Linked DNA regions of Homo sapiens: region 2 is linked to region 1. The links are chromatin contacts, found by Hi-C in ENCODE. All regions are on one chromosome and are shown on one strand. Each heading gives the region's core, a stretch centred on a gene start or an enhancer-like site at or near the end of the contact. The rest is flanking DNA. Distances are from core to core; before and after follow the strand shown.

Region 1 (3,915 bases), core at 1,026-3,525:
GGGTCACCCAGCCAGAAAGGGGCAGAGCTAGGACCCGTGCCTGCCCTTCACCCCTGCTTCACCTTAATTTGCATTGGTGGCTCTGCGCACTGGGGCAGGAGCTGGGTTGGGCAGGAGGGGGCCAACGGTGCTAGAAACACACCCAGGCCAGGTGCCGGGCCTGGACCGGGCAGGCGCTTTACATACTTGACCTTGTGGGACCCCATTTAACTGATGAGTCAATGAGAGTTAAGAGACCGGTGATCACAGTGACAGAGTCGAGACTTGAGCCCAGGTGTGAAAGCGAACTCAGTTCCCTTACCCAGGACTGATACACAGCACAGAGTCCTGAGCTGGGGACACGAGAAGCCTGAACCTTGTAGGTGGTAGTAGAGGGGGTCTCCTGGGTCATCAGCTCTCTGTCCCAGGCCCGTGGCTGTGAGGGTCATGCCCGGAGCCTGGCACAGGAAGTTCAGGCGGGGCAGGGACAAGAGAGAGTGCCCTCCTTCTTCGTCCCTGCCTGGACAGGCACCCAGCCCAGGTTATATTTAGCCCAACTGTGCTCTTCCTGAGCCACGTACCCAGCCCCTGGGGTAAGGTGGGGGCAGCTTCGGAAGGAAACCCACAGAGAGGACTCTGTGTTCCCAGCTCTGCCTATCCCACTAGGCAGGGGAAAGAGGGGTGGGGAGGCTCCTGGGGAGGGTCCCTGCCTTGTGTTAGAGGCAGATCCACTGGGACCAGGCAGACACTCCAGATGCCAGCAGCCTATTTCTTGGGTAGTTACTGTGGCATGACCCTGGCATATGCCAGAACTTTCAGAATCCCCAGGGTCCCCATTTCTTGAGCACCTACTGTGTGCTAAGATCCTTCCTGTCTTGGCTCCTTAAATCTTTGTAACATCTCCCTGGAGTGGGTACAACTGAGATATCCATTTCAGATGCGACTTATGCCCTTCAGAGCAGCTGGGAGCGAGGGGTTGTCATTCGGAGGCTGCTGAGGGATCGGCTGAGGGCATTGCCCTTCTGGCCCTCTTTCCCTGGTGACTGCCACCAACTTCACTTGGGAACCCTGCCTGCTCAGAGCCTCAGCTTTCCCCCGCCACCAGCGTGATCTCTCATAGCAATGGGGGTCAGGGGTTGGGCTGACTCATCCAGACCTCTAAACATTATCTGAGGCCACCTAGGGGGTCAGGGGGAGTTAAGGCAGTGGCCTCTGGCTGCCTCGGTTAGTCCCTGCTCCAGCACTTCCCAGGTGTGAGGACTTGGGCAAGATCCTTCATCTCTGGGGCCTCAGTTTCTCCATCTGTAAAATGGAGCCAATAAGAAAGGCTTTGAAGATTTGTGAGAGAACAGCAGGTGCTTAGAATATCCCTCCTGTATAGTAAATGCTTGATTAATATAAACTCGTCTCTGACAGCAACAGGGAGAGTATGGAGGGAGGGAGCTGTGCTTCTCACAGTGTTGCACATCCAACCTTTGCTCCTCAGTGGCCCCCACTTTCTCTGCTACCAAAGGGGAGCTTTGGCTGAGAGACAAAACCCAGCTCAGGCACCAGCCTCCCAACAGGATCCATGCTGCCTCCCTAGCACCCTACTCCAGGGACCCACCCCAGGCCTCCTGCCCCAGCTCTGGTGTTTGTTAGTTTGTTTTTTGGAGACAGGGTCTCCCTCTGTCACTGAGACTGGAGTGCAGAGGTGTGATCACGGCTCACTGCAGCCCCAACCTCCTGGGCCCAACCCAATCTCCCATCTCAGCCTCCAGAGTAGCTGGAACCACAGGCATGCACCACCATGCCCAGCTAATTAAAAAAAATTTTTTTTTGTTTTGTAGAGATGGGGGCCTCTCTATGTGGCCCAGGCTGGTCTCGAACTCCTGGGCTTAAGCAGTCCTGCCGCCTCAGCCTCCCAAAGTGCTGGGATTATAGGCATGAGCCACCATGCCTGGCTGCCCTAGCTCTTTAAAAGCAGCAACTCATTTACTCGGCACCAGCCCTGTGAGGTGGCCTCCAGACATCAGCCCATTTTAGAGATGGGGAAACAGAGGCACAAAGGATGAAGTATCTTGCCCAAGGCTGCACAGCCAGAAAGGAGAGGAAAGGGGATTTGAACCACCAGCTCCAAAGTCTATACCTTTAACACCTACACCACACGGCTTCCTGAGCCCCCAGGCCCCCTCCCAGCACCTCCCGGGACCCTGAACCTCATTCCCACAGTGTCTCAGCCTGGCCAGGGAAGGGACCGGCCGGCTGATCTCTTACCGCTGAGCCTCCAGACACCTCGAGAGCTCCTGGTCCCGTCTGTCAGCCCTAGCCCTAGGCTGGGGGGGAAAAGGAATGGGGAGGGGGGAGGAGAGAGAGACCCCAGCCATTGGCTGCGGGGGTGTGACGTCACCAGAGGGTGGGTGGTGGAGAAACAAACATCCCCCTCCTCCAGCTACATCTATCCCCAAGGGGTGGGGGCCACGGGACAGCCACCAGCCGCCTCTCTCTTGCCTGGGCCGAGATCTCTGCCATGAGCTCAGCTTCAAGGATTTGCACGTTGGCTTCCTCGACTTGGAGAATCAGGACCCCACCCCAGCCCCACTGTTTCCTGGCTCCAGGACCCGGGCCTGGCCAACTGCCTCTACTGTAAACTCCTTTCACTCCCTCTCCCTGTCAACTTGGGTTCAAATCGCAGCGCGACCACTTCCTCGCTGGGTGACCTGCTGCCAGTCACAGCTTCTCTTTGCGGATAGTAAGAGTACCCACCTTATGGGGCTGTGGTGAAGATTAAACGAGTTAAAAGAGACTGAAAATGTAAGACAATGCCGGGCACATAATGAGGGTTACTAATAAGTATTTGGTATTATTTTTCACACAAATTAGGTGGCTGGCTCATCTTGCTGGGGGGTTTTGGCCCCTTTTCAGTAAGGCTGGGCACAGGGGACCCCCAGTTCTCTGTCTAATGGAGTTACTGTTTAGGGGGACACCTATCACATACTAAGTACCATGCTCAGTGCTGAAGCCCTGCTTTTGAATCAAGGGTGTAAAATGGGCTCCTTATGCTCCCCACCCTTTTTTTTGAGACAAGGTCTCACTCTGTTGCCCAGGCTGGAGTGCAGTGGTGTGATCATGGCTCACTGCAGCCTCCACCTCCTGGGCTCAAGCAATCCTCCCGACTGAGCCCCCTCAAATAGCTGGGACCACAGGTATGCATCATCATGCCCAGCTAATTTTTGTATTTTTTGTAATGGCAAAGTTTCACCATGTTGCCCAGGCTGGTCTCGAACTCCTGGGCTCAAGCGATCTTCCCACTTCGGCCTCCCAAAGTTCTGGGATTACAGGCGTGAGCCACCGCGTCCAGCTATGCCCAATTTATAGCTATGTGGCCAGGAGGTGGTGAAGCTGAGGTCCAACCCCTGTTCTCCTGGACCACAAAAACCCTGCTACACTCTTCTGCCCCTTCCACTTTGCAGACCAGAAGGCTCAGAGAAGGTAAGTGACTCTCCCAATATCACCATAGCAGGTCATTGGCAGGGGTCCAGAGTTGAACCCAGACCTGCCCGACTCCCAAGCCAAAGCTACCAGGCCTCACCCCCAACCCCTGGACCCTGGTCCAGCCCCCAGCCTGCCCTGACTCACCAGACCCCGGGGGGCGGCACAGGGAGCACAGGTACCCCCACATGCCACTTGAACCCACCCGGCTGCTGCCTCGGAAGCTCGTCGCTCTCTGAACCCAGGCCCCAGGCCTGGGCTGGGCTGAGGCTGGGGGATTACCCCCAAAGCGCATGTCAGCAGCTTCTGCCCCATTGTCCAGCCAGGCACAGACACCAAGCCCTGGCCTCTGTCGGCACCCTCGCCCCTCACACCAGCCTGGGTGGCCCCTCTGCAGACCTGTCCCCCATCTCACACCAGAGGGTTGGGGCCTACTTCAGAGGGCGTGGGGGACCAGGCCAGGAT
Region 2 (3,915 bases), core at 691-3,190, 4.3 Mb after region 1:
CACCCTAAGCCTCGCCCCTCCAAACCTCAGCTTTCCTTTCTGTGCATTGGGATAGTGCTCCACACCCCTCTCCTGTGTCTGAGGGTCCCCAGGGGTGGGGTTGGATGGGCAGGGAACACAGCCCCCAGCCTGTCCAACCGAATTCCTCCCCTCTTCCCTTGCTGTGGCCCCCACAACACCAGCAGGCAGGGGTTGCCATTGGTCCCATTTTCCAGAAGAACAAACTGAGTCTCAAGGCAGGGGATGGCTTGTCTGAGGTCCCACCGGGAGCAAGGGGTGGAGGTGGAATTAACACAGGTCTGTGCTCGGGATGTTTCGCCATGAAGGGGGATAAGGGAGATCCAGAGAGAGGTCGAAAGGAAGGGAAGGGGTGAGGCCTCTCCACACAGCCACTTCTCACATCCTGGGTTAACGATCCACTCGGGTGGGGCCCGAGTCCGGCCAAAGTCCCTTCCCGGGGCCCCAATACCCACTTTCAAGGTCCCAGGGGACACAGAGACAGCAACAGAGATGGGGAGACAGAGACAGAGGGCGGGGCAGGAGACAACCAGAGGGAGGTCAGGCAAGTTTCGAAGACAGAAGGAGACCGGGGGAGAGAACCAGAGAGACGCCGCGTGCCCCCTGGGCAAGTCCGGGGTGCAGCCCCCATGCCCCGCCCCCTGTGTCCCCAAAGCCTCCCTCTCCGCCTCCTGTGACTCAGTGACCCGGACTCAACCCCAGCGGCTGCCCCGCCCCCAGGGAAATCCGGGAAAGCCCCGGACCTTCGGGGCCCCACCCCGGGGCGGGGAGAGGGAGAGGAGGGGAGGAGACGGGGAAGAGTCCCGCCTCCCTCCTCCCTCCCTCCCATCTCCAGCCTGAGTCATGCCCCCAACCCGCCTAGCCTGTTCCCCACCCATCAACCCCTCCTCGAGGTGGGAGGGGAAGTCGGGGGGAAGCCAAACTGCTCCCCGCTCCTGCAGCACCGGCCTCGGTCGCGCTGACTCTGGCCTGGTGTCCGTGTCTCTTGCTATCTCTCTTTCTCTCAAGATCTCTGCGCCTGTCTCCATGTCTCTTTCTCTCTGTGCACCTAGGATTTTCCGAGCACCCACCCCGGTGCCCCGCGGGCCCCGGCTGGGGGCAGGGCCCCCAACGAGTGCAGAGACACAATCAGTGGAGCGCTCCCCACCCTCACCCCACCCCCAGCCCCTTTAGACCCACAGCTGATGAGGCACGTGGAGTGGCAGAGATGGAAGAGGGGAGGGAGAGGAATCGTTCCTGGCCGCCTGCCGAGTGCCAGTCCCTGCCCCGGGTGCGTCTCTTCACTCCCACTAAGGAGGAAACGGCTCAGAGAGGGGAAGTGTTTGGCCAAGGTCACCCAGCGAGTAAGTGGGAACCGAGATTCCAAACCCCGTCCCAGAGATGCCAAGGCCTCCTGAGAGACAGAGAAGCAGACAGCAACTGAGAGGCAGAGAGATGGTGACAGACACAAAGAGACAAAAGAGAGAGACAGAGACGGAACAGAGCACACAGAGACAAACGCGGGGTTGCGGAGAGAAACACCTACTCAGACAGGAGAACCAGAGAGACAGTTACAGACTCAGAGATAGAGATGTTGAGAGATAGGGCCAGAAAGACAAAAACAGAGGCAGAGAGAGCGGCCCTTGGCAGCAGGGGTGGGGACACCCCCCCACCCCCCGACCCCGCCTCCTCTCCCCCCACCCCTCCTTTCCTCTCCCTCCCCCGCCGAGGCCTGGCTGCCCCAGGCGCCGCGGGCCGGGAGGGGGCAAGCGGGGCGCGGCGCGGGCGGGGCGCAGGGCAGGCTGCACCTCAGAGCGGCGGGAGCAGCGGCGGGTCCAGGAAACCCCTGGGGCGTACGGGTGGCCCCGGGGGGGCCGGGGGCGGGGAGGCGGGCGGCCGGCACCGCCCCGGCCGACAAAAGTCCCTTCAGTTCAGCCGGCTGCAGGGGAAGTCCCGGCGCCCGGCGAAACCACCCTCCCGTGCAGCCGAGCCCAGCCGCTCTCCGGCCGCCGTCCCCGGCGGCCCCATGCCCCGATGCCCCGCGGGGGCCATGGACGAGGGGCCCGTGGACCTGCGCACCCGGCCCAAGGCCGCCGGACTCCCGGGCGCCGCGCTGCCGCTCCGCAAGCGCCCGCTGCGCGCGCCCTCCCCGGAGCCCGCCGCTCCCCGCGGCGCTGCGGGCCTTGTCGTCCCCCTGGACCCTCTGCGCGGCGGCTGCGACCTGCCGGCGGTCCCCGGGCCCCCCCACGGCCTGGCCCGGCCGGAGGCGCTTTACTACCCCGGTGAGTGGCCCCCGAGGGTCCGGGCCGGGTGGGATCCACACAGAGCATAGGGTCACCAGAGCCAGGAGGCAGAGCTTGAGGCACAAACCGGTGTCTCTCCAGGGACCTGGGGGACAAGAGGATATAAGCCCAGGTTCCAAGGATATAGATATGAGATCATCGGGGAGCCAGTAAGCTGTGCCTTGGGATCTGGGGATTTGGGGACCCTGGGGGGCAAAGCCCAGGGGCTGAGTGACGTGGGGGGGGGGGGGCCAGGGACAATGCCCAGTGGTACAAATATGGGGGTGTCAGGGAATCAGGGCACAGAGCCTGGTATCCTAGGGGCAAGAAAGTACAAGCTCTTAAGCCAGATGTGTAGCGTTATGAGGAAGCTGAGCTGGGCTGGAGAAACTGGGGTTCCCTGTATCCTGATATTATTAGAATCAAAGGGAGTCAGGGTAACAGAGACTGGGGTTCTAAGGAGACAGATACTGAGGATCTCAGGATGTCACAATCTCAGGAACCAAGATATCTGGAGACATGGGCATTATGAAAACAGAGATGGGGTTCTGAGCACCCCAATATCTGGGATCACAAGGATCCAAGGAAATGAACCAGAGCTCCAGGGACCCAGATACCAGGGGGTCTTGAGGACCCAGGAGAACAGAGACCCGGGTTTCTGGGTACTCAGTTATGTGGGGCCACAAGTGATCAGGGTCCTATTTGAGGTCAAGATCAGGTGGGCAGAAGGGATCAGGGGACTGAGGATCCTAAGATTGGGTAATTCTGAGACTTTGGGTAATTTAGAGGCAGGATGAAAATTTCAGGGGTCTCCAGACAGAAAGCCTCAAGGCCTCAAGGCCTGGTATTGGAGATACGAGGACCTGGAAACTTGGGAGTTCAAGAACAGAGGGCCCACAAGGATCAGCAGATGACGAAGACCACACACTCTTCTCTCCATCCTATCTCCATCCCTGATCTCAAGAAGGGGTGTCCTCTACCACAGCTGTGGCCACGTCACCATCCCCAATTGACCCCCAAAGCTGCAGAGAGCCGTTCTACAGAGCCCCAAAACTTTAGGTAGTTTCTGCACCCTCCACCCCATCAGCGTGACAGCTGGAGAGCCTCAAGCTATGTGCATCAGGAGTTCTGCCACGGCCTCCCAGCTTTCCTATTCCAAGAGTGAGAAAGCAGGCCTCAGTTTTCCCCGTCTGTGTGATGGGTTGGTATGGATTTGCCTGCTGCCATGGTCCCCTCGCCTTTGTTTGTTTTTGTTTTTGTTTTTTGAGACAGAGTTTTGTTTTGCTCTGTCGCCCAGGCTGGAGTGCATTGGCGTGATCTCGGCTCACTGCAACCTCCGCCTCCCAAGTTCAGGGGATTCTTGTGCCTCAGCCTCCCGAGTAGCTGGGATTACAGGCATGCACCACCACACCTGGCTAATTTTTGTATTTTTAGTAGAGACAGGGTTTCACCATGTTGCCCAGACTGGTATTGAACTCCTGACCTCAGGTGATCCGCCCGCCTCGGCCTCCCAAAGTATTGGTATTAGAGGCATGAGCCACAGCGCCCGGCCTGCCGTGGCCCCTTTTTAAACAGTTTGATCTAAAATTACCCATGCGTGGTGGTCAGCATCTGTAATCCCAGCTACCTGGGAGGT

The links. Hi-C counts contacts between places; a loop is a spot of excess contacts on that map. Pooled maps may share reads with other maps.
Region 2: a loop to region 1 is called in a pooled map of gastrocnemius medialis, with 7 times the contacts of the local background. The contact joins the promoter of BCL3 here to the promoter of PRX in region 1. A Hi-C loop is called at or near these places in 1 of 168 maps with a recorded cell type or tissue (ascending aorta) and 7 of 50 pooled maps.

Annotation. Positions count from the first base shown.
Region 1 is chr19:40,411,103-40,415,017 of GRCh38, forward strand. PRX (periaxin) reads right to left here and starts at 2,276. Exons shown (of 7, transcript NM_181882.3): 1 at 2,236-2,276. RefSeq lists an enhancer at 3,086-3,734.
Region 2 is chr19:44,746,768-44,750,682 of GRCh38, forward strand. It overlaps BCL3 (BCL3 transcription coactivator), which reads left to right and starts at 1,941. Exons shown (of 9, transcript NM_005178.5): 1 at 1,941-2,279. The coding sequence starts at 2,024. RefSeq lists silencers at 510-989, 1,050-1,179, 1,590-2,179.